2 separate regions of the Homo sapiens genome follow, and region 2 is linked to region 1. Evidence: chromatin loops called from intact Hi-C (ENCODE). Cell type or tissue: gastrocnemius medialis. All regions are shown on one strand. Each heading gives the region's core, and the rest is flanking DNA. Links, peaks and the distances in the headings are about the cores only. Region 1 has its middle 7.2 kb from the start of LINC02639. Region 2 holds the start of MANCR (mitotically associated long non coding RNA).

Region 1 (12,580 bases), core at 1,823-9,822:
CGGCCGGGCATCAGAGGCCACACCTTCAACTGGAGCTCCAACCCCACAGCGTCAGCACCTTTCTGTCGGGGAGAGAGTGTGACCGTGATGAGAACAACAGTGCTTCCACACGGTCTTCCCTTGCAGAAGGAGAACGTCAGACAGAGTTCTAGTTATACCTCGACATAGCTTTTCAGCTGAAAAATTCCATTTTACCAGCTGAGCATGTGGCTTGGTCTGGGATATTTGGTCGCAAAACAAAACAAAACAAAACCTGCTCAAATCGTGTTAAAACAAGCAAACAAACTCGCTGAGAAGTTTATATTGGAAGATGCTGAATGTAAGGGCAGAAAGCAATGCTATCCCCAGAAGAGATCAGCGCCTGAGCCTGAGAAGTCATCCAGAGGGAGGCAGGGCCCTTCCTCAGATCCCACGGGGTCTGGGATCCTGCTGTCCTCTGCCTCCATGGGCAAAGACCACGATTTCTGTGACATGCCCCATCCAGGATCCCAGCTAGTGCTGATGAGGAAGGTCCCCTCGTGGAATAGTTACTAGTAAATTCATTGAGAGGAGCCCTGGCTTTATTCCATCCAGGTGTGTGCATGTGTGTACACGCATGCCTATGTGTATGTGTACATAAACACACATATGCGTACACTGGGCTTCCAGATTAGAATGTATTTTATTGCTGACGTTTATTTGACCATGATGCTCTGCCACTGTAATCAGGTTATTTTCTTGAGTGAGGCTCCAGTCTCTCCACGCAAATGGAAATAAAAGCAGCACCTTTCCTGCTGTGAGCCCACAAACCTCCTTCCACCCTCCGTCAGGCCGTGCAGAAGGCCGCCATCATTATTTCCTTCCTGTGAGTTAGAGGTCATTTCATTCCACATGTATTTCTAAAAAACTAAAAGGGTATGTTTTATATGTTTTAATCTTAGCTTTTCTTTGAGCTGAATAAGAAGGGGGCAGAGTTGTATGTGATCTGAAACTTCAGTGTTTCAGCAAATATTATATGGTTAAGATTTAGATGGTTATTTCTGATGTTGAATGCCATATTTGTAATATTTCATCATTTGCAAAATGATTGCTAGATGATTACCCGTTTAGTAAGTTAAACCGGAAGTTCCCCCAGTGTCTACTATGTTAAATAGTTTTGTTTTCTTAAGTCATGAATGGAATTTCAATGTAATTAAAATGTTCAGTATCTACTTGATAAAACAGCAATATCTGGTGGGAAAATGATCCAATGCATACCAGTGACTCTTGAATCTCGGTCTCACGCTGAGCAGAAAAAGCCAGACACCAAAGACAGGTGGGGTCCGATTGCACTGCGTGAACAGCTAGAGCAGGCCAAACTCATCTTTCGAGATAGAAACCCCATCAGGGCATGCTGGAGGCAGAGCGGGAAGGGAGTCTGCACGCAGAGGCTCTGTGTTAGCAGAAGTGTTGGTTGCGGATTTGGGGATGGCCATTCAGGGGTAGGGGTATGCATTTCTTAAAATTCATCACACTCGCTTCGGGAGGCTGTGGATCGCCTGAGGTCAGGAGTTCGAGACCAGCCTGACCAACATGGTGAAACCCTGTGTCTACTAAAAATACAAAATTAGCCCGGCGTGGTGGCAGACGCCTGTAATCCCAGCTACTTGGCAGGCTGAGGCCCGAGAATCACTTGAACCCGAGAGGAGGAGGTTGCAGTGAGCCAGATGGCACCACTGCACACGGGAGGTTGCAGTGAGCCAGATGGCACCACTGCACTGCACTCGTCTGGGTGACAGAGGGAGACTCTGTCCAAAAAAAAAAAAAAAAAAAAAAAAAAGAAGAAGAAGAAGAAAAGAAAAAGAAAATGCACATTTGTAAGATCCATTCTGATGCAGTCAGAGGTGGGGGGATATCATGGGAAGTCATCGGTCAGTGCCTTCAGGGGTCTTGTGGCCACCTCTGTCTCCTCTCTGTGTAGACGAGTGCCCGGTAGATTATGTTTGTGCTCGCTGACTTAATCCATGACTGAGTACAAACTTCACTTACTTTGAAACCTTCTAGTTTCTCAGCAAAATGAAAAAGTTACTTTTTCTCCTTGTGTGCTAGGCACATAAATTCTAATAACCTTTATCTCTGGAAAGACAGATTTCCAGTATTGGCCATTTCAATTTATATTATTCATAGATGTTGGCCCTTAGCATTCCCACTTACAATAACCACAAATCCAGACTCCATGCCTGCAAACTTATCTTATGGCGGAAAAGATCTTTTTAAGATAAAGACCAGATAACCAGACAACCGTAACAAAGCGAATTCCAAGCTAAGGAATTGATGATTCTGGTTAACTGTGGACAGAGCCCAGCGGGAAGCTGACTTGAGTTCATGTTCTCCATAGATCTGGGGTCAACACGAGAATCCCTTTCCCATGAAATGGTATAATAATTCCCTTTGAAATGTATTCTCTTAAATGCCACTGTGGGGAAATTTATTAAAAATTTATAGTATATATTAAATCAATAAGATGAAGATATTTTTTCTCATGGCTATTCTTTAGGTAGACCTCAACGTGACATTCAAATCCTGTGCTAGATGGATGTGAATGTAATGGTTTTGTAAGTAGCTTCCTTCTTGACGGGTCACAAGGCAGTGTCCATGCACACCCCAAGTCAGGAGACACGCAGTCAGAGGTAGATTTAGTAACAGGACAGGAGAATGCGTGCTGACATGCAGATTACCTACTGCAGGGCCTTCCATTTCAAAGCATGATATAACCCCATATATTTAGGAAGATGACCAGCTCTGTGATTTTGTGATGCCTTCAGTATCTTTTGTATTTTATACAAATTGGCGTTATCTTTCATGAATTGCATGGAGAGTATCCAAGGGTGATATCTCTTCCTGAAGAATACCTGGACATCATTTAATTGTCAGCTTCAGAGACCGGCCTCTCTGACTCTCTCTTTCTGGGATTTGCAGTCAGAGAAGGTGGAGATGTAAACTGCTAAAATTACATGAACATATATGGGCCTCTTTTCCTCCCCACCCCACCCCCCCAAAAAAAAGCCATCTTTCTCTGAACACATCAAGTTATCACCACTTTTGATGTGAAGGGATCTGAACCCCTTCTGTGTATATCCACACTCCTGGTATGACATGATTGGAATTACTTCTTCATCTCCCATTTGACTAGCAGTTCTGTTTATTGATCTACATTTGGCCAATTAAAATAAACAGAAAGTTTGGTGTGAATTAAAAATTACAAGACCCTTCGTCATGCCATTACTTAGACTTTAACAGATAAATACTGACATTTCAATAAAGAATCATACCATGTTGTAGGAATCACAGCATCATATATGGCTTTTTTTTCCTGCAGCCAGGCATGGCGTTGCTCCTCTTGGTATCAATACCATTTCTTTTGCTTGGGCCTTTGTTTAAAGAGGAGGAATGTGACACATTTTTATTTTAATCATACTTGGTTTCTGGGAAATTCAGCTATTCTTTTCTCCTCTTTATCAAAGTGATGATGTAAACATTATCAGACTCACTAATTAGATAGTTGGCCAAACCTGTAAATAAAGCTAAAGTCACAGCCCTCTGATCTTCAAAGAGAAACAGTCTAGATGAAGAGAAAGGTGTTCTGTTGATAAAACACTGCCATGTAATTGGAGGCAAAATTAGATCACAATGGAGGCTCCTAACAGGCATGAAGATTAATCTTGTGTCTGTGACCCACTTGAGTTCTTCTTAATACCAACCTATATTAAGAAAGTCTTAACATCACTTGAAATCTCAAAGCACAGAGCTTTGGTTCATCTTTCCAACATTGATTTCATTTTTCTAGGTGAGATGTGAAGATTTTTAGGAATGAATGTGGGATGCGACAGGGTCCTTAGGTTTCCTGGGTGATGTTTTCAAGGTGCTCTCAACCTCTTTGTTTCACTAAGACTTCCAAGAGCAGTGCGGATGTCTAAGCAGGCAGTTTACCTGTGAGACAGCAGAGAATACACTGAGTCCGGGAAATTCAGTGACTTCTTTGGGGCCACTTGGCTGGTGAAGTACAGAATTTGAAGTTGGATCAATTAGATCTGCTAATTCTCCTTCTCTAAGTGGTGCATAGAACAAATATTTTAAAAAATAGATTCTATTTGTCGCCGTGTATGAATAGAAGAAAAGATGATTCTATTGTTGCTTTTGTATATCGAAGGAGGAACTTTCTAAACTGTAAGCCTAACGATGTCTCACACAGCAGTCTTTATTGACTACAAATCTATCCTGTGGTCCTGGGATCCAGGTTATAATTTTGTATTATTTAAATATTTTATATAAGAACAATATCCAAAATGGCCATCCATTTTTTTATATTTAGATATTTTTGTATTTAGATATTTGCAAGTTTTTATATTTAGTTTTTTTGTAAATTTTACAATTCTGGACTCTTGCAGAAACTGTCATTGTTCGCCTAAGCTGAAAATATTTTAAGAAGGAGTTTGAAATGCAGTTCCACAGACCTCATTCTTCTCCCCCAATAATATTTTCATAAGACATTTCCAATCTTTCAGAAGACAGTTTGGTTAAAACGTCAGTTATTTTTGTTTATGACCTCTGTTTAGGTACAAGCTGAGTATTTTATTCTTATCTGCATGACAAGAATCTAGTAGAAATGGAGGATGAGGCTTATCTAAGGTAAAAAGCTTTAGTTTAAAAAAATGTTGATGACTGGCATATGTGTGTAACATTGATATTGGCCAGCTATAAAATAATTTAAATAGGCTGTATTATTTTATGCCTTTATGGCTGGATTCTATTACCATGCTGGTGTTCAATCTCTACCCGACAGACAATCACTAGAGAAAGGAAATTTGATTCTGAGGCCCTCTAAACAGGGCCACTCCCTGCTTGCACAGTTGCCCCACGTCTGGAAGGATTTGAGCAAAGCCCAGGAGCAGATGCCCCAGCCGTGAGGTCATGAGGAAGCCTCTGGCCGCAGGGAGAGATAAAGTTGCAGGGTGTGTGGCAAAGGATTAGGAGAAACCTTGGAATTTGGACTGAGCAATTTGACTTCAGCAGACTTAACCTGAGGCGGCAGTGGGAGAATCAATTTGCCTTAAATAAAGTGTTTGAAGAATGCAGAGTGGATATGGTAGAAAAGGTGCAAACCACAGCGCCTTCTGGAATGGGATCAAGAAACTCCACTCCGTAAGGTGGGGAAACGGAGGCTGTTAAAAAACGTAAAGGCATAGAATAGAATCACACAGTGATAGGAAAATTATACCAAGTCACCACCCCTGAACCCGATCAGCCTATGTAAATGACTTTGTGCTAATAGGAGTTTCAGAGAAGGCTAAACTCCCAAACCTTTGCCTGACACCACCCTGGTGCTTAAGACCACCTTGGTGATGAGTCTGGAGTCCACGCGTGGCTCATAACACACGGTCTATAATGTGCTAGCTAAGCACAGAAACACACGCGTTCTGGGTGACTTGACGTTTTAATAAACATGTGATTCCCACACATGGGAATGCTCAGGCCTGGAACTGACCCACAGGGATGCGTCCTCACAGCCTGGGGGAGCCACGAGGATTTGGCTCTGATTCTCATCTTCCCCCTCTTCATCCCTTGCCCTCCCACTCCTCCATGACGTGGTGGCCACAGCTCCTGCCGGGCAGTGAGGCCGACTGCAGCTGACCGGTGACCGGCGTGGCTGGCTCAAGGCTTTGGCTCTGGTTACAAATAAACTGGCCGTGAAGTTCTTCCATTTTCCTGTGTGCTCCTCTGTCTCCATGTGTGCGTTTATAGCTGGTTCCCACAGGGCTGCTTATCAACCCCAGCTTCTTCCAATCTCACGGCTGACGCGCAGGCTGTGGACCCCGATGGGGACGATATGGAGCCTTTTGCTGGCATCCCGGCAGTTTGGTGGTAGGAAGTACTTATGTGGGTATTTCTCAGTTTTCTCAGGTTTGGAAATTTCCAAACCTGAGGCAGTGGGATTTCTTGTGATACTAGAATCTTTTGGAGGGTAGTGAGTGCTTTCTGGGATGGGGTCCCAGCCACGTGAGACAGGCTCACGGTTTCAAGCCATCCTGCAGATCGGCTCCAGGGTCGTGCCTTCACCCCAGACCTGCCTCCAGATAACATTTCCCTGGGCCTCTGGTGTCCAAGAATCTGTTAAAAATCAGACTAAAACCGTTAGGTGCCATGACAAGACCTCCGGTACCACCAGGGCCCAGCGCGATTGATTTAAGAACACTTCAAACTCACTGCCGCCTTCTTAAAAAATAGGAAGAGAGAGTGAGTAATAGGGAGGGGAGAAAGGGGAGTTTGTCAGCCATCATATGTCATAAGAGGATATTTTATTTTAAAAATATGTTGAAGCTGGCCATGGTGTGAGTTGACTGCTGAGGGAGTGAGGCTTTCTGTTAGAGAAAACTCTTATCCGTTCCTTAGGAAACGTGATGATAGGCTTGCTAATTTGCAAGTGATGTGAGGCTCCTCCCCGCTTCACTCCTCCCAACACACACACACACACACACACACACACACACACACACACACACACTCACTTTGTGGCCTCCATGGACGAGGTTGCAGTAAAAAAGAGAGAAATTTGTCACAGAAGAGATGTCAAGAAGACAGTGGGCTGGAAAGTGGGCCAGCCCTGAGAAGGAGAAGCACCCGCACAATTGGAAACATTCTCGGGGGGCAGAGGGAAGGGGACTGGAAGCATTCTCGGGGGGCAGAGGGAAGGGGACTGGAAGCATTCTCGGGGGGCAGAGGGAAGGGGACTGGAAGCATTCTCGGGGGCAGAGGGAAGGGGACCGGAAGCATTCTTCCGGGGTGAAGGGGAAGGAGCTGGCCTACTCAGGCGATGTAGCTACGTGGCAGTCTCATCTCCCTTTTGTGGATCAAGAAACAAACTCAGGCTTAGAAAGGCAAATGACTTCCCTGGGGACACAGGGCAGTGATTGGTGGCACAGGAATTCAAGCCCGAGTCTGCATGCCTGTCCACATAGAGGCAGGCGTCAGGGCCGCAGGTGCTGCCGTATGGACATATGTTAACTTACGCTAACTTGCCTTTAGGACTCATCTTTGCTGTTATTTGCTTACGACAGAGCTGCTTCTATAATTATGACAGGATTCCCTGCCTTAGGAAAGGTGAGTCTGAGAGAGGAGAGAATCTGGAGTTATGCTGGCTCAATGAACACTCTTCATCTGATTCTTGAATTCCTTGCTCTTCATTCCTGACCAGGCTTATCTTCTGTTGGGAAATTCCAGCAACAGGGACCTTGTTTCAGAGCTACCGGACTGTAACATCTGGTAGCGATCCCTGAAAGAGTAATCGGGAGAAGCACTGGTTGGAGGGTTGAGGAGGGGGAACTCAACACCCCACCTCCAACCCCCAAAAGAAACCTCTGTGTGTGTGTTCCTGTATGTACGCGTGCGTGTGTTCCTGTATGTACGCGCACGTGCGTTCCTGTATGTACGCGCGCGTGTGTTCCTGTATGTACGCGTGTGTGTTCCTGTATGTACGCGCGTGTGTGTTCCTGTATGTACATGTGTGTGTCTGTGGTCTCCGAGCGTGTCTGTGTGCTTCTGTGTCTCCATGTGTATATTTAGGTGTGTGTGACCCTGTGTATGTCTGCACTTGCACCTGTGCCCGTGTTCGCGTATGCTTCTGGGGGTGTGTATGTGCTCGTGTGCATGTGTGTATTCATGTCTGTGTGTACAGTACATGTGTGTCTGTGTGTGCTGGGTGTGTATGTGTGTATATGTACTGCTGTGTGTCTCTGTGTGTATGTTCATGTATATATGTGTGCATGTGTCTGTGTGTATGGCTGTGCATGAGCTTATGTGTGCGTGTCTTTGTGAGTGTGTAAGTGTATAGACGTGTGTCCATGTGTATGTATAAGGGTGTGTATATGTGTATCTGTGTGACTATGCATCTGCGTGTGCACATATGTGTCTGTGTGTCTGTGTGTGCATGTGTCTGTATACATGTGCATGGCCATATGTGTATCTGTGTATATTTGTGCCTGTATGTGTAGGTGTGTGTCTGTGTGAGACTCTGTGTGGGTACCTGTGTCTCTGTGTGTGTGTGACTGTGTGGGTCACTGTGTGTGTGCATGGGGTGAGGGAGGAAGTAGAAGAAGGAGGCATTTTCCCTGGAAACATGCAAACGTCCCGCCGTGGGGCACGAGCTCTCTGAGTTCTTGGAATGATTCTGACGTCCATCGTAGCAGATAAGTGAAGTTGTCCTCATCCGGAAATAGAGAGAGAGGGATTGCTTTGACATAAAGCTACACCACTTTGTGTATAATGTAATGAATGAATTCATAAACATTAACAAAAACCTGTTTTAAAGGAACTTATAAAACAATGACTAGGCAAAGATCTGTAGAATGCTGTTCATGCCAGAACTCGATGTTAAAATAACAGACATCGCTTAAGAAACTTGGTATGTAAGGAAACTTCTCGGCACCCACCCCCTCGTTTCTGAAAAATTACTAGTGAGTCTTTTGACCTTTCATTTAGTCACGTGAAGTTTTCATGGGTAATTCTTTCTTTCCCTTTAAACTACAATCAGAATCGAAACTGAAACTAAGAAAAGCTCAAGGACGTCAGTATTTGTCTTTTAAGCTGTTAACAAAAATAATAAAACTCTGAAGACTGTTGTCAAAAAACACAATGGTGGTATGATGAAGAAAAGATTATATATGCAAAAACAGACATCAAACCTTAGTTTAGTTTCTAGTAATATAAAATACAAAAAACATATAGAGAGATTTTTAAAGGGGGGTTGGCATTCCCGTATTCACACTGTAGGTCTAAGGAACATGAATGTATTTTGAAAGAATGTCAGAATGACTTAGATATGAAGGAGACACCCACCTCTATATATTCCTAGCCCCTAAGTACCATATTTAGAAAGTAGTTAAATTCTACTGCATTTGTCTGGGAACTTCAATAGAAAAGACCCATACAAACAAAACCGTATTCTCTTCTCAAAAAACAAAACAAGAAAGTACAAGAGCTTCCCATGAGGGTGTCTTTCAGTGCCTGAACTTGGTGTTTGATAGGACCAGGACATGTGGAAGCTTCTGGAAGGCCTGTCCTGTTGCACTCACTCCCTCTGCACTTCCTGGGCACTGTCTGGGGTCTCTGTGCCTGTGTCCCTGTGGACTGAGAGCTGGGCTGAGGAGGCTGTTTCCTGACAATGCTTAGGATGCCTCAGTCTCCAAGGAGAGGCTCTTCCTGAGCTTGTAGCTCAAAGATTATCTTGCTACCTGGCACTTGAGCATGGGGGGACCGACTTTGCTTCCATCCTCCCAGGCAGGTTGCCCGACCTTCCTTTGTGCCACCACAGAACTCCACATTCATCCCTAATTTGGATGTGAAAACTGCCCAGCAGGGGAATGAGCCGCCCCAGGCTGAGGGCCTTGTGATTTATCTCTGTGTTCCCAGTGCCTAAAGCAGGACCAGGCACAAAAGGGGCTCAAGTTGGTGTTGATGTGAAAGAGCCCATGAATTCATGCTTGTCCTATGAGCCAAGCCCAGGAGTTTGGTGCTGGAGTTACGTGGCCCACTGGGCCGTGTTTTCCTGTGCCTTGGGGGCTGCGTATCGAAGCCCTTGCACTTCTGGGGAGAATATCCTTCTAAGGCCATTCTCAAAGTTGAGTGCCCTCTGCAGGGGGTGTGGTGGGGGAGGCAGCGGTGGAGAAAATGAACCGGGGACCCTCCCTATCTTATCCCTCTCTTAGACACTCAAAATGCCCCTGGCATATTTTAGGGCTCTAAGAATTCACGAAAGTCTGCTAAACATTATTTCAGTTAGTATTTCCCATATTAATTGACCATATAGAACTGTTTAAAAAATAGACCTCTTGGCTGGGCACGGTGACTCACACCTGGTGGCCCCCAGCACTTTGGGAGGCCGAGGCGGGCAGATCACCTGAGCTCAGGAGTTCCTGACCAGCCTGGCCAACGTGGCAAGACCCCGTCTCTACTAAAAACACAAGAATTAGCCAGGCATGGTGGGACACGCCTGTAGTCCCAGCTACTCGGGAGGCTGAGGCAGGAGAATTGCTTGAACCTGGGAGGTGGAGATTGCAGTGAGCCGAGATCATGCCACTGCACTCCAACCTGGGTGACAGAGCAAGACTCTGTCTCCAAAAAAATAAAAATAAAACACCTCTTATCCCTGGAAGCAGCTCCCATGGAAGAGTAGGAAGCGATGTCATGATCTCACCTAAGAGGACGTTGAATTTGGACCTGGTTTGCGTCCCGCCTCTGAGGCTCCCCATACCTTCTGACCATTGGCATGTACGGTACCTTCTCAGCAACATGTGGATAATATTAGGAAGTAGAAACAACACTTGGGAATTCTAGCACAATGCCTAGAACACAGTAATCATGTCATATGCTACATACCAGCAGGGAACAGAGCTGCAGAAAATGCTAAAACTGATTTGATAAAAGAGGCTTTTTTTTTTAACCAGTTGTATGAAGGCCTTCAGACTGGCTGTCTGCACCTCTAAATACCTGTCATCTAGATTAGGATTTTAATATCATCTATTTAAAAAATATTAATATGCCCACTGTTTGCTTTTCTATTATTGACTCAAGCATCAGAGCCAATTAAGAAAGGGTTCCAGACAACAGGCCCCAGCACACTCAAAAAGTAAACAACACATTCTTCTGAAATGCCATACTTTGCACTGAGCTCAGAAGAGTCCTGCAGTGAAATGTTAAAGAGTCTGATAACAGTTTGTGAGACAAACACAGACAGGGCGGAGCATGCAAATCAGGACATCCATTTTTTCCCATTAGGGAGATGAGATTTTAATCTGTTTTCAAAATGATGGAGAAATGTTTGAACTTCTACACAGAAGTAACCCTTTCCCCAGAAAAGGAGAGGGTTTTCTGCAAAATGCCACCAAAAATTATAAGCAATTCCTATTTCAAATAGTATCTGTAGAGATTTGATTTGCATCCTAAATAGGGATTTGCAGATTAGCTATTTATAGCATTCCATACACAGAATGCCAACTGATTTTAATACCACTCCTGGGCTTTTGTAATAGGAGATGAAAGGGGAAAAAACAACTTTCCGAAACGTACAGCTTTATTTTTTCCCATTTATTTAATATTTGGAAAGATCAGCTGTATATTGCAAAAGTGGTTATTTTGTTTGAGATTAGCTTTCTTTCAGAAGTTAAATCAATTTTACTTCTGTTGTATTCAACTGCCGTGATTTAGCTGGAACATGGAAACACAGAAAATGAAGGCGGGGAACATGCCTTCATTTGGCATCAGGCTTGGACAGAAGAGAGAGAATTTCCCATTTCCTATTGAAAGAACATCTGCATCAACATTTTCTAAACAACACTGAGCATTACATTAAAATGATATCTTCGATGTATTGTTTCTACTTGGAGAAATTACACAGGCTACAAAAGAGTCACTTCTCCGGATGAATGACATAATAGGGACACAGGCAATCATATCATTGTGATGACTTTTAGAATCTGTAATTTGCACCCCTCTTGTTGGTGCCCTAATGATACTGCCATGAACTTATGTAACAGCATGAAGAATTCTGGATGTTAAAAATTAAGTCTCATATTTGTTCTTATATCCAATTTAACCTGAATTAAATGTATGCTTTGGGAGAAATTGTAGTTGGAGCAGTTTTAGGTTGCTTGGGTGCATCTGAAAAGTCACGACATACCATAGAAATAAAACAGCTTCATTTTGTTTAGTAAGCACTTACTAAATGTCTGCTCAGCAAAGGTATAAGGCAATGGAAGTATGAGAATGAATTTGTAATTACAGTAAAATGACCAGACAGCCAATTTCCTCAAAAATTAAGGAACGGCCGGGGGTGGTGGCTCATGCCTCTAATCCTAACACTTAAGAGGCTGAGGCAGGCAGATCGCTTGAGTCCAGGAGTTCAAGACCAGCCCTAGCAATATGTGAATCCCTGTCTCTACAAAAAATTAGCTGGACAAGATGGTGTATTCCTGCAGTCTCAGCTACTCAGGAGGCTGAGGTAGGAGGGTTTGAGCCCAGGAGACAGAGTTTGCAGTGAGCTGAGATCACACCACTGCACTCCAGCCTGGGCAACAGAGTGAAACCCTATCTCAAAAACAGCAAAAATAAAACAGAAACAGAAAAGAGAAAGAAAGGAGTTTCATATATAACAGTTTGGTGATAGTGTCTCCATTTTCATAACTTTTATGTGAACTAATCGTTTTCCCTACAATTACTCTGTGAAGAAGTTCATGTACTATAACTCCCATTTTATGAGTGAAGAGACAGAGATTTAAATTTCAAGGTGTCCTATGGTTAATCACTTTCTTCAGGATGAAGACCACAGCCACGTATCCTGTCTTTTTGTTCAGTGCTTTAACTTTATTCAACGGTAATAGCTTATGAAATGAAAGAGATGAAAATATCTTACCATTCATCAAGTGGACGAGGATGATGTTTAAGGAAATGTAATAGACCATCACTGAAATACAAAACTCTTTCTGTCAGTATCTTTATTCTCTAAACACTGGCTAATATTGCAGAGCCTGGAGGCAAGTTTATGTCTTTCTTTTAAAGATGCTTATCAAAG
Region 2 (12,580 bases), core at 2,081-10,080, 850 kb after region 1:
CCTGCTGAATTGTTACAAGCCTTTGGTTAATTTCCCAAGTCCTGAAAGGATTGATTCTGCTCATTTTTGAAAGCATTCTCATTGTTTTTATAGATTGGAAAAACTTCAGAGATCCTTACTCTGTCGTTTCCCCTGACATCCCATTACCATATCTTTTCAGACTAACAAATATTTTCTTTATTTTGTTTTTATCATAATCAGAGAAAACAACAAGTCTTAAAATGTGAAGTATTTAATTATTTGGCTAAGCAACATGCATATCATTCTGGAAACATGGTAAAGAAGCAGGCTCCATTCTTGATCCTGGGAAAGCTGCATTCTTGGCAGTCACTGACATTATACTATTGAGGACAGGCAGGGCAAGCCACCACTAGTTTCATTGTAAAGGCACAATTTATCCCCCAGGAATACCAGGCAAATAAGAGTGGCCTATTCTCTTCTATTTCCAGAAATCACTTAAGCCAACGTGACTTGGATTTATTATTTCTCACAAGAGATTTCTCTTTATATCTTTGAATTCATTGCTAGTGTACTTCACTATGAGATTTCGAATTTCTATTTTGTTAGTCTTTTATTTTGATGGATTAGAATAGACTATATTGTTCAAACAACCTTGTAGCTAAGATCCATTTAAAGTGAAAACAAATGTATAATAAAATGTCATGGTTTACTCTAAAAAATATATTTAAAATTACAATACAAATTGTGAATATAGGGAAGAAAGTTTATAAAAAAATTTTTCTTGAACACTTACTATCATGGCCCAAATACTGTGTCCACATTTTATGCATATATTATATATTCCTCACAACAATTTTTTGAAGACGTTAATAGAATTCCTAGTTTACTAATTAGGAAATGGAGATCTTAAATAAGATTCCCAAAGTTATACAGCTAGCTGTGGACAGACTGAAACTTCAAAAGTCACGTTGTTCATTTCATTTTTTATTAATAAGGCTTTGGTTTTGAAAATAATCTTAATAATAAATGCATCTCCTGACTGTCTGAATTTTCACGAAGTTTAAAATATTTTAAGGGATTTCTCTAATTAAGAGTATGTAGATAATGTTTTTTGAGCTTCCTTGCTTAGATAACAGCCAGAGGCAAAATCTTTGTTCTCAGTGTCATGTAACTAAATTCAATAAAGAATTCATTATTAGGAAAACATAAATCAAAAATGAGATTTGGTATTGACTAGAGTTTGAAAGAAATAATAAGCTGATAGGCATTTTCATAAAAATATAGCAGGTTCATAATAAATGCCTAAAGTGCTTATTGTCTTAATGTATTCATTTTTTAGCCATTTAAATTACATTTTACAGTTCCAAAAGTGGCTAATCAAGTAATAAAGATAATGTTCAAAACTACAAAGATCTTCTTGGCGTATTCTCAGCCAAGAGAGTATTGGCATATTTTCGCAGATAGCACATAACACTTTTTCATGAGTCACTGTCTTAAAATAATTTTCTTCCTAGTGTTATAATACTTCCTTATAGGAATTTTGATTCTGCAAATAAATTTTACATCAATTGATATTTGCAACATTATTTTAATATTAAATAAAATTATATTTTAGTTTTGTTTAATAAAACAACATCAAGATTTGCAACAAGTACTATTACCACTTTCTCACAAACTAATTATAATACCTATTTGGTTGCCATGTGGTTTAGGCACTCATCTCAGAGAGTCAGTTGTGTATAGGGTAGTGATTCTGCCATGGTACCTGTCTTCATTATTTTCAGCGAGATCCGTAAACTCTTTGTGACTGAGTCTCACCTGTTGAACTAACCAGTAACTGTTGCTCTGGTCCACTGAAAAACTAAGAGTCATTTGTATCACGTTCTAATCGCCTTCATCACAAGGGCTATCTTTCCTGCTTTGAAACTTAAATGTTCATCATCAAGCAGTTTCTTGTGTGAGGTACCTACCTTGATAACTACGTTAAACATTTCCCTATTTTTTTCAGTCCTTTAAAGATTCTGCATATTTACTGGGTGTAAGATAATTTTCTCAGCATGAAAAGAAGAATGTGAAATGGTTGAGGTTTAAATACCCATAAGAGAAGAGGAGATAAGAGACTAGTTACTGTCTTAAGCTTATACTTGAATTTCAAGTAGATACTTGCAAAATCTGGGGACTATTGAAAAGCTACTATTAATAATAAGAGAAAATGCCCCCATATAGGGACAAAAATACTCCAAGTGAAGTAGCCATCTGAATGGGACTCAGTTGGGGGAGAAAATGCTTTTTACAACAAATTAAATTCTACTTCGATCTTCGCACAAATTTGTAGTCCAAATTAATATTATAAAAGAATTGTGAAAATCCCAAGTTAATACATGAAGAAGAGACATATTTTGGGAAGTTGAAATATTAGTGGCTTCAGCCAAAGACAATGCAAAAAAGCATTTTGTATGTGTTCCACTTCAGGCATGGCCAAAGATGCTCCTGCCAGGCCAATTTCCCCACAAATAACCACTCGAAACCTGGATAAATTTTTTGAATAGTAGCCTGGAGGCAGTGCAGATTGAGCAGAGGCTGAAAGATTATAGGAGGGAATCAATTTGGAAGAAAGAATGGCATGGGGTAATTTTCCTGTGTTCTCAATTATTTTAGCCTCAATGCAGATTGCAGTCAGCATTAATAAGTAAATCCTTGATAGAAAACCCATACTTTTTCTGTTCTAAAGAACTGGAGAACAGAGTTTGAAATAATCATTTCCACCAGAAAGTGAGGGAGATATTCCAGAAAGGAGATGGCCAGAGACGGGGAGCCCAGATCCCATGCACAAATTTCAGCCAATTAACTAACCAACCTTAAACCATGCATACACAAGGCAGGATCAAAGCACTTTGGAATGAATTTTGAGCTGTGTTCAAAACACAATGTTCATGAGTCTAAAATAATTGTCCGCTAAAATTTAGAAAATCAATACTCTATTAAGGATTATAACAGGATTCAGTCTCTACATCTTCAGAGTATTCAAGAAACAATACAAATCCAGTCAATAGGTGAAGAAAGAATGGATATTTCATTCATTCTCAAGAGAAAAGACAACCTATGGAAAACAATACCCAAATGAACATATGTTGAAATAAGCACATAGGATATTATTTTAACTATTTTAACTACACTCAGTAGTGTAAAAAGAAATATGCTCTTAATAATCAAAATACAAATAGTTTCATCAGCAAATAGAAACTAGGAAAAAGTCTCAAACAGAAATGCAAGAATCAGCCAGGTGCAGTGGCTCACACCTGTAATCCCATCACTTTGGGAGGCTGAGGTGGGCTAATCACCTGAGGTCAACAGTTCGAGACCAGCCTGGCCAACATTGTGAAACCCCATCTCTACAAAAAATACAAAAATAGCTGGGTGTGATGGCATGCACCTGTAATCCCAGCTACTTGGGAGGCTGAGGCAGGTAAATCGCTTGAACCTGGGAGGTGGAGGCTGCAGTGAGCCAAGATTGCACCACTGCAATCCAGTCTGGGTGACAGAGTGAGATGCTGTCTCAAACAAAAACAAACAAACAAAACAAAACAAACAAGAAATGCAAGAAGGGAAAAATACAATGTATGCAGTAAGCACACACTAATTGGGCTTCACAGAATAATAGAATTGACAAAGAAAGGGGTCAGAGAGATCAACAGAACTTTTTAAAATCTGAACAATACCAAGATTGATAAGCAAAGTGAACAAAGCTTCATGGACCTGTGAAATAATCTCTGAAGTTCCAATATCCATGTAACTGCAGTTCCACAGCAGAAGAGAAAGAAAATGGGACATACAGACACACAATTATTGAAAAAAAAAAACTGAACTTTTTCAATTAGGTAAAAGATAAATTTACAGATTATAGAAGCTCAGTAAATTCCAAGTGTGAGCAAACATCATTAAAATGAGCAAGTATGTAATAGTCAAAGTATTTAAAGCCAAAGAAAGAATGTTTTCACAAGCCAGACAAAAATGGCATATTACATACATGCAAAAAATGTTTCAAATATCTTTTTCTTGTCAGAAATTTTAGATGTGAGAAGACAGTTGAAAAATATTATAAGGTAATGCAAGGAAAGAAACTGCCAACCCACAATTCTACATCCAACAAATGTATTCTTCAGAATATGAAGGCAAAATAGAGACAACCTCATACGTTCCACCATTGTGTTTTGGAAGCAGATAATTTGTTTTCTAGTTTTACAGTTCTGTGGATGAAGGGACTTTGCCCCAGTATGGATGAAAACTAAGAGTCTCACCCATACCTAATTTAGATCATTTCAATGATGAGATTTGTAACTTTTTGAGTTGATATTAATGTGACATTTTTTAGAGTTAACGCTTAAATGGGTTAAGAATTTGGGGGACATGGGTAAATGTATTTTGCACACGGGAGAACATGAATTTGGGGTGCCAGCTGGTGGAGTTTACTGGGTTAATTAGTGCCACCCTTCAGCCCCCTAAAAATGCCTGTTCAACTGGAACCTGTGAATGTGACCTTATTTGGAAATGGGATTTTTTGCAGATTTAATGATGAGGTAATCATGGATTAGAGGGATCTATAATCTAATACATGGTATCTGTGGTTTCCTCATAGGAGGGAAATTTGGACATGGACACATAGGGAAGACAGCCATGTGGAGACAGAGGCAGAGGTGGACCTGCTGCCGCAAAACCACAGGGCGCCAAGTACTGTGGGCCACTGAGAAAACTAAAGGAGAGGAAGGATTCTTCCCTGGAGCTTTGGAGAGGGTGCGGCCCTACTTTCACCTGGATTTCAGACTTCAGACTTCCAGAACCATGAAGGAATAAGCTCTCTTTGTTTCAAAACCACTCAGTCAAGGCACTTTGTTACAACAGCCTAGGAAACTAATACAGGAATTGGTATTAGTAAAATCATTATTGTTGGCTCATATGACCATACTCATAGAACTTTTAAGATAATATGTAAATAAGCAACTAAAACAAAAAGTCAGAAAGCTTTATGGTGCCAGATCAATATACAAATAAATATCATTATTTTCCAATAAAAACAATTATATAATGTAACAATAATAAAGTAATAATACAAAGAAACTTCCCATAATAGCTACCAAAAATTCTAAAGTAGTTATAACTAGTTTTTAAAAATAATATGTTCAGAAATTTTATATAAACAAATATAAATTTTAAGTTAAAAAGAAAAAGAAATGGATAAATACATCATTAATGAAGTTTCAATCAAAATTCATACATGAATATTTCACAGAATTTGACAAGTATATCTAAAAATTATTTTAAAGGAGTAAAACGAGCTTGGAATTATTTGAAGAAGAAAGTATTTATCCTTTTGTATATTAAGAGTTAGCCTAAGTCTCCCGGGACTCAATGGTATCACCTCTCTAACAAAAAAGGTCACAGAGATATGAAAACACATCATAAAAAAATCTATCGTTTTATCACACAATGATTTGATCACCTGTGCACATGGAAACAACCTTATTTTAAATCCTTGTTTAGAGTCAATTTTAAGGGATAATGTTGCATGTGAAGCTCCATAATCATTCTTTTGTGTTAAGTGGTTGAGGAAAATATCAGGCTGGTGAGATGTTAATTATAGGTCCAGGGAATAACTTGAGTTAATAAATCAGAGATGAGTCCAAAGTTCTGTAAACAAGTTTCAACATTTCTGGGCACCTGAGATTAAGCACAGCTCTGAGAAGTGCTCCACACGTTCCTAAGTATATGATGCAAGTTTTACTTTGGCAAGAAAATGTAACTATATCTAGTACCCACCTTAGGAACATGAATGACGAAATGGAGATTTCACATTTGCCAGATGAATAGGACTAATGTAGAAAAACAAATCAAACTGTCCTTTACTCTCAGTCAACCCCCTTCTCAATAACAAAAACATCCACATATCCACATTGTCCATCTATTTTAAGGTCAATATAGTATGGATATTATACCAACTTGCAAAAATAAATTAAACCACTTACCACAGGTATCCTCCAACATCATTGGCACCATTAAATAACATTCATTCAGAACTACTTTTAGTGAATGTAGATACTTAATGTTTACAGACGAGGAAATCTGAATGGTACGAAACAAACAGAGACTTGTTCAAGGTCTCACACTGACTCAGCAGCAAAGTCCACATAGGAAGTGAATGTTCCTGAAGTAGCACATTTTGTTTGGACTACAAGACCAACTGAGTTATTATCTTTATTTGAAAATGATTCATGCAAGTCTGCCACAGATGAAGGCAAGCTGTGGAATTCTTACTCAAACTCTTTGTTGTTATTATGGGAAAGCTTCAAGTCTGGGGTTTTTTGTTTGTTTGTTTAATACCTCATATTTGTTATCCGAAAAAAACAAACAGCGTTCATTCACCTGTCAAGCAACAAACGACTCTCCACGAGAATGCAGATTTTGATCAATAGGAGTTTTATTACTTGGCTCAAGTAAGGGGAGCACTGGGTGTATTCTCCAAAGCAGTGTCTCCCTGAGGGAAAGTGGCAGGAGGGTTTTATGGGGTGATGGAGAGGGGAGAGGGTGCATTATCGCATGTAGATGAGGGGTCCCAGCGGTGCAGACACAGTGTCATCATGGCAACACATGGGTTACATGTTATGATAACGGAACTACAGTTCCTCCAGGATGGAGACGTTACAGTCATGAGGAAGATTCACCAGGGTTCATCTCTAAGTTGCCAGGGTCTGTCAGGAGCTGGTTTCAACCAACTAGGTTACTATAGTCCACCCAGGGTTTAGGGAAGAACAGGCTGCAGGGCAGGAAGCTGTAAATCAGGCTGATGGCTCACGTGGATTAAACTCCTATGGTTCCTAGAGACCCTCCTTGTCTGCTTATATATCCTAGAACTGAAAAATAAATTGAAAAGTGAAGTGGTTATGGTGGTCGCACTTCTGAATTCTGGTATGCCCCTCCTACCTCCCCCTACTAAGTAAAGAAAGATAAATCAGTCGTCTTAACAGTATTTAAAACAGCCCTTCCCAAAAACTCAATACATGAAACTTTCTTTCTAGTTGATCTTTGTACCAAATGATCTGGCCAATAAAGGAATAAAATCTTTGAGCTCAAATAACCATGAAAATGCAATACCCGATTTTCCTAAATGCACTTCCTAATGTGAAGGCCATTCACAAAAGCAAATATCCACCCCAGATTCTACTGGGTATGAAACATCTCAATGACTGATACTTCATCTTATCACCTGAAAATTAAATAATTTTATTACAAAAAGAATTAGTAGATTATATTGCTAAATCAAGTTTAGCCTAGAGCTGCCTCCTTACATATTTTAAGTTCAGTCTAAACGTTTCTCTGTAGGTAATGAACTGTAACCTCACTGGACGTGTAAACAGACTGTGACCTACCTACTCTTGTGCCAATCATGGAGTTTCAGCCAATCACAGGCGGCCGGCTGTTCAAACCATGTTTAAATAAGGCAAACGCAGAGCTGTAAGCAATCTAGGTGTTTCTGCACCTCTCGTCCATTTTCTGTAAGTCCTTTTTCTGTTCATAAATCTTCTTCCATCACGTGGCTGTGCTGGAGTCTTTGAACCTACCCTGCCTCGGGAGGCTGCCCCAATCAGCAATTTGTTCTTTGCTCAATTAAACTCTATTAATTTAATTTGCCTAAAAATTTTTTAACAATGTTTACTAGTAAATTTCATTTTTTCTTGCAAAAAAGAAAAAATCCTGAAAACAGGAGTAGGGAAAGATTGATGGCTAAAATTAAATATGGTTAACTTTAATATTTTAACTTATCACAAGAAAATTGCATTGCTTTGGACTATAAAAGTGATACATAAATCTTTCACTTCAGTAGCGCCATCACCATCATCAAATATTTAAAAACTTACATATGAAAAGAAATATGGTGGGGAGGGAAGTAGACAGAAACAGTTAAGAAACTAGGACATAATAAGACAGCAAAATTCCTGTTGGTTTATTTTTTGCTTGTTTCCTTGCTTAGTATTCTCTGATAGCCAAAGAATAGACGAAATATTCTAAGAGCCAACGAATAGACAAAATTGGGCAGCTGCTTCTGGAATACAAAGGTACAAATCCTTAGAAAGTTCTTCTGAGCAGATAATCTTCCCAGAGCCTTGACACAAATGTGATCATTAGAATTTTATTTCTCTGGGTTAAAAGTAACCTCAGGGAAGACAGCACTGTTGAGAGGCATTTACATCACTGAAAATTATTTTGGCATAACATTTTAAATATAAAAACCAGCTTGGAAAATGAGAGACGCTGGAAAATGCAAAAGCCTGTGTACATGGGGCCTATGCTTTAGGTTGGAGAGCCAGGACCCCGGGCGAGAGAGAACAAGCTAAATGACCTGAGTTAAGTGACTTGGTCACTGCTGCAAACTTTGCTTCCTCATCCATTAATTGAAGATAACAAAAGTAAGAACCTATCGCACAGGATGGCAGGGAGGACTAAATTAGCACGACAATGACCATCAGAAAATATGTGCTCATTACACATTAACCATTTCTCTTCCTCTCGTTCCTCTCCTTTACTTCTTCTACCAGCATCACCTCCATTGCCACTTCACAACCTCACTACCCCATTGCTAATTTTGTCTTAAGGCATGCTAGAGGTTTAAATAATAATCAAGTATACTGCTTTTCACTTATCATTAGCAAAAGCTTTTGAACAAGCCTATGAACAAGAAGAAGCTACGTTCTCCCAAAGGTTTTTTTTTTTTTTTTGAGACCGAGTCTCGCTCTGTCACCCAGGCTGGAGTGCAGTGGCGCTATCTCGGCTCACTGCAAGCTCCGCCTCCCGGGTTCACACCATTCTCCTGCCTCAGCCTCCGGAGCAGCTGGGACTACAGGCTCCCGCCATCACGCCCGGCTAATTTTTTGTATTTTTAGTAAAGACGGAGTTTCACCGTGTTAGCCAGGATGGTCTCGATCTCATGACCTTGTGATCCGCCCGCCTCGGCCTCCCAAAGTGCTGGGATTACAGGCGTGAGCCACCGCTCCCGGCACCAAATGTTTTTCTGATGAGATCAAAGTTATCTCAAAACAGTATGTGACTTTTTAGTGTATGTGCTCCCCCAAAGCATCTGAACTAAAAAACCTGAGTGTTTCTTCTTTTCAGGTCTGAGTTTAAGAGTCAGGTAAATACATCTTGTTAAATATTTCTAAATTATTTTCTCTTGTATGATTTTCCTTTAGAAATTGAATTCTCTCTTTTCTTTGGGTTTTGCTGAAAGGTTCATCGATCATTCAAATAAATTTCACAAAAATATTAGGAGTAGGTACAATGGCTATAATGCATAGTTAACAGAGAGATCATTATGTCTGCCTCTGAGGACCTGGGTGTGGCCTCTGATTTCCCTGGACAGTGTTTTGGGCTTCCAATGAGAAAGTCTCTCAAAGAAGGACACTCTGCAAGTCACGGCCCTAGGGCCGGCCATCACCTAACGTCTTCAGATAAATTGTTTGTTTATGGATTCAAAAGCAAGACAGTTAATGAATGTCATCATTCAGTTTTCAGTTTGAATATTGTATTTTTTATTTATTCAGAACCTAGCATATAATATTTACACAGGATAATATATTTTTTATAAATTTTATTTATATATTTACTATATACTGATTATGTGCTGTGCTATTTGTGATAGAAGGATCCCAAATGAATGCAATGTTGGCTTTTATCCACAAAACACTATCATGATATACACGTAAAATATACATGTGAAAATAACAACATTATAAAATAATAAACCGTATTTAAGAAGCAGAATATTATAAACTTCAGCAGAAGTACAGAAGTGTATATAATATGTTATTTCTACATTTCATTCCCAGAATATTTCTTAAAATACATTCTATTTTAAAGGTAAGGGAACTAAATATTTAAGTGCAAAAAGAAATAGAAAACCATTGTAAATATATAGCTAACTCAGGCCAAAAATGTCTGTTTTACTAGTTCTTTTAAATGATAGGTTAGTCACAAGAAATAAGCATCAGATGAACTGAATCAGTTTCTCATTATTTTCTATTCGACAGGTTAATTTCAGGTTTATACATAAGATGAGCAACTTACCAAGTGCTTCTAATTCTACTTGATAAAATGATACTCCCTAAGCCACCTTGACTGGGTGTGAAAGAGGGCAAATAAAGGCTTAAATACAATATATCTTCCTGATGAGATAACTGCAGACCTATTTGTGGGAGAAAATTGCTGCACATAAGCATTTGTGTTTGTTTTATATTCACTTTAACTGTGAAGAGGGAAATGAAGTTCGAGCGGAAGCCATGAGACTCTATTGTAACAGCTCATGAAAAATTACAGCTCAACATCCAAACATACATCTGTCTGTGTCCCTATGTGAATTAATACAGTATTTTAAGGCCAACAACAAACACAAATAACCAATTCTAAAGCTATGGGAACTACTTTCTGCTGATAACTGCAAAAACACAGAAATAATAACATAAGTCATGGAAAACTATGTAAGACCCAAAAAGATAATGGCTAGATTATTTCAACCAAGGCTTGCTTTGGTATTCATAGAAATAAATCTAAAGCATCTGCTCTAATGTATCATTAAACTTTTATCAGATCATAGTCAGAATGCATGAGGATTAAAACTCCTTTTAGCTGAATAAAGCATGCTAAGATATACATCGTTCGTGTTAAGGTAGTAATCATCTCTTGGCTAATGAGCTTCAATGGACTGATAGGCATTAAGCCTGTTTTGAATGCAAGCACTCATATCTTGACAACAAAAGGGGAATATTTTTATCATTTTGGAAATGCAGTACAAGCATGTAAATAAATATGGGCCATGTTAGCTTTTGTTCGAGTAAGGAATTAAATGTCTTCTGCTTACCATTTAATATGATCTTTGAGTTGTTGTTCAAATGAGCTAGGTGGCTCTTAAGCAACTTCCCTGTGTGTTTTGTCGTGAATGCCACTTATTATTATACCCATAAGCTTCTTTTTTACCAGGGAGTATCCTCCTGTCAAATGACCAGCACTTCCCTACTTATTCTTTCCTTTTGTTAAATTTTTAATCAGCTTTTTAAATTCACACTGAAGTATGAAGAGCTACTTCCATCAACGTGTCATGCCTTCCTGGTGCACGTGGATTTTTTACCAGAAGTGAATGAGAGAAAAGAAGAATTTTTAGATCTCAATTAGAAGAGGTGGCAAAGGTGAAGACAATGGGGCTTTCTGTTTCTACCCCATCCCCTGGCCCTTGCCTGGTTGCTACACTTCTCTCAAGTCCAGCTGGACACACACCTGTAGAGAAAGTTACCTACTCACTTCCCTTTTTGAAAACAGGAAGCCATGAATTTGTCTTTTGTGAAAGCCTGAGTCTCCTTATTGGATATAAATTTTGCCTAGCAGTGATGCCACTCTTGTATTTTTGTTTATGATTATTGGACTTCAGAGCAGTCTCAGTAATCTTTTTGCCCCCTGGAAACTGAAGAAATACTTTAAATGATGCTTGAAAGAGAGGAGAAAACATTATGGATTAGATGGGTGAGGATATTGAAAGACAGTACCTTTAAGAATAACTATTGGGATCAATATAGTATTCATTTAACCTCAATTTTCTTTTTCTTTCTTTTATTTCTTTTTTGTTTTTAAGACAGACTCTTGCTCTGTTCACCAGGCTGGAGTTCAGTGACATGATCATGGCTCACTGCAGGCTCAACTTCTTGGGCTCAAGTGCTCCTCCCTCCTCAGTCCCTGAGTAGCTAGGACTGCAAGTGCATGCTACCATGACTGGCTAATTTTTGTATTTTCTGTAGAGACGGGATTCACCATGTTACCCTGGTTGGTCTTGAACTCCTGCGCACAAGCGATCAGCCAGCGTCGACCTCCCAAAGTGCTGGGATTACAGGCATAAGCCAATGATCCCGGCGTTGTCCTCAAATTTCAATGAGACATTACTTGATTCCTAAAGGCAGATTACCACCGTGGTACTGAGGGATGAATCATGTTTAGAATGAGTCTCCCCTCATCTAAAATTATTTTATTGACTGTCTTCCAGGAGCCTCCAAGTTTGCATCACTAAAAGTACCTGGTTGAGGCTCAGCACAGCACTTTGGGAGTCCTTAATAATGGTTAAATTTATGACATGTAACACAACCATCTTTGACAGTCACTACATGAAGGAGTGATTGAATTGCTTTGTAACCTTAACAGATGGCTGAAAGGAGGGTCTGGGTGACTTTGAAGGAGTATGGGCCAGTACTGAAAAGGGGCAAAAAAAGGGACACAAATCAGATCAAACGTCACCAAGTGGCTACATGAGAGTACTACCTACTTGGTTGAGGGGCTTTCAAGAAGAGAAGAGAGGGCTGACTTAATGACTACTCTGTCTCCAGGACTCTTCTACCTGGATCATTGCAAAAAAGAAAAAATTGGGCTACCATAGCCCCACTCCCATTCAGACAATAGTTTGTTTTACAATAGAGATTGCATCTTAATCCATCTTCAAGCATGAGCACTTACCATACCATGTGACTCATGCCAGTGACACAATCAGTGTTTGTTGAGTGAATGAATGAATACATGAATACAATAATATAATTTT

Evidence for each region. Peaks named below come from ENCODE experiments on the same cell type or tissue, not always from the same donor. Only the 100,000 strongest peaks of a DNase experiment are listed, where the experiment ranks them.
Region 2: a loop joins it to region 1, with 3 times the contacts of the local background. A loop is called at or near these places in 2 of 110 quality-filtered maps.

What each region holds. Positions count from the first base shown.
Region 1 is chr10:3,820,494-3,833,073 of GRCh38, forward strand. No RefSeq gene overlaps it. Among named protein-coding and RNA genes, the nearest start is that of LINC02639, 7.2 kb to the right of the region's middle. RefSeq lists enhancers at 8,917-9,505, 9,506-10,094. In gastrocnemius medialis, for the core only: no CTCF peak of the experiment used is centred there; DNase peaks (open chromatin) are centred at 4,908, 5,588 and 9,450; H3K4me3 peaks cover 2,303 bases; H3K27ac peaks cover 5,526 bases.
Region 2 is chr10:4,672,068-4,684,647 of GRCh38, forward strand. It overlaps MANCR (mitotically associated long non coding RNA), which reads right to left and starts at 6,003. Exons shown (of 4, transcript NR_024475.1): 1 at 5,982-6,003. It overlaps LOC105376373 (a long non-coding RNA gene), which reads left to right. Exons shown (of 4, transcript XR_001747338.2): 2 at 4,598-4,752; 3 at 7,336-7,508. In gastrocnemius medialis, for the core only: no CTCF peak of the experiment used is centred there; no DNase peak of the experiment used is centred there; H3K27ac peaks cover 6,150 bases.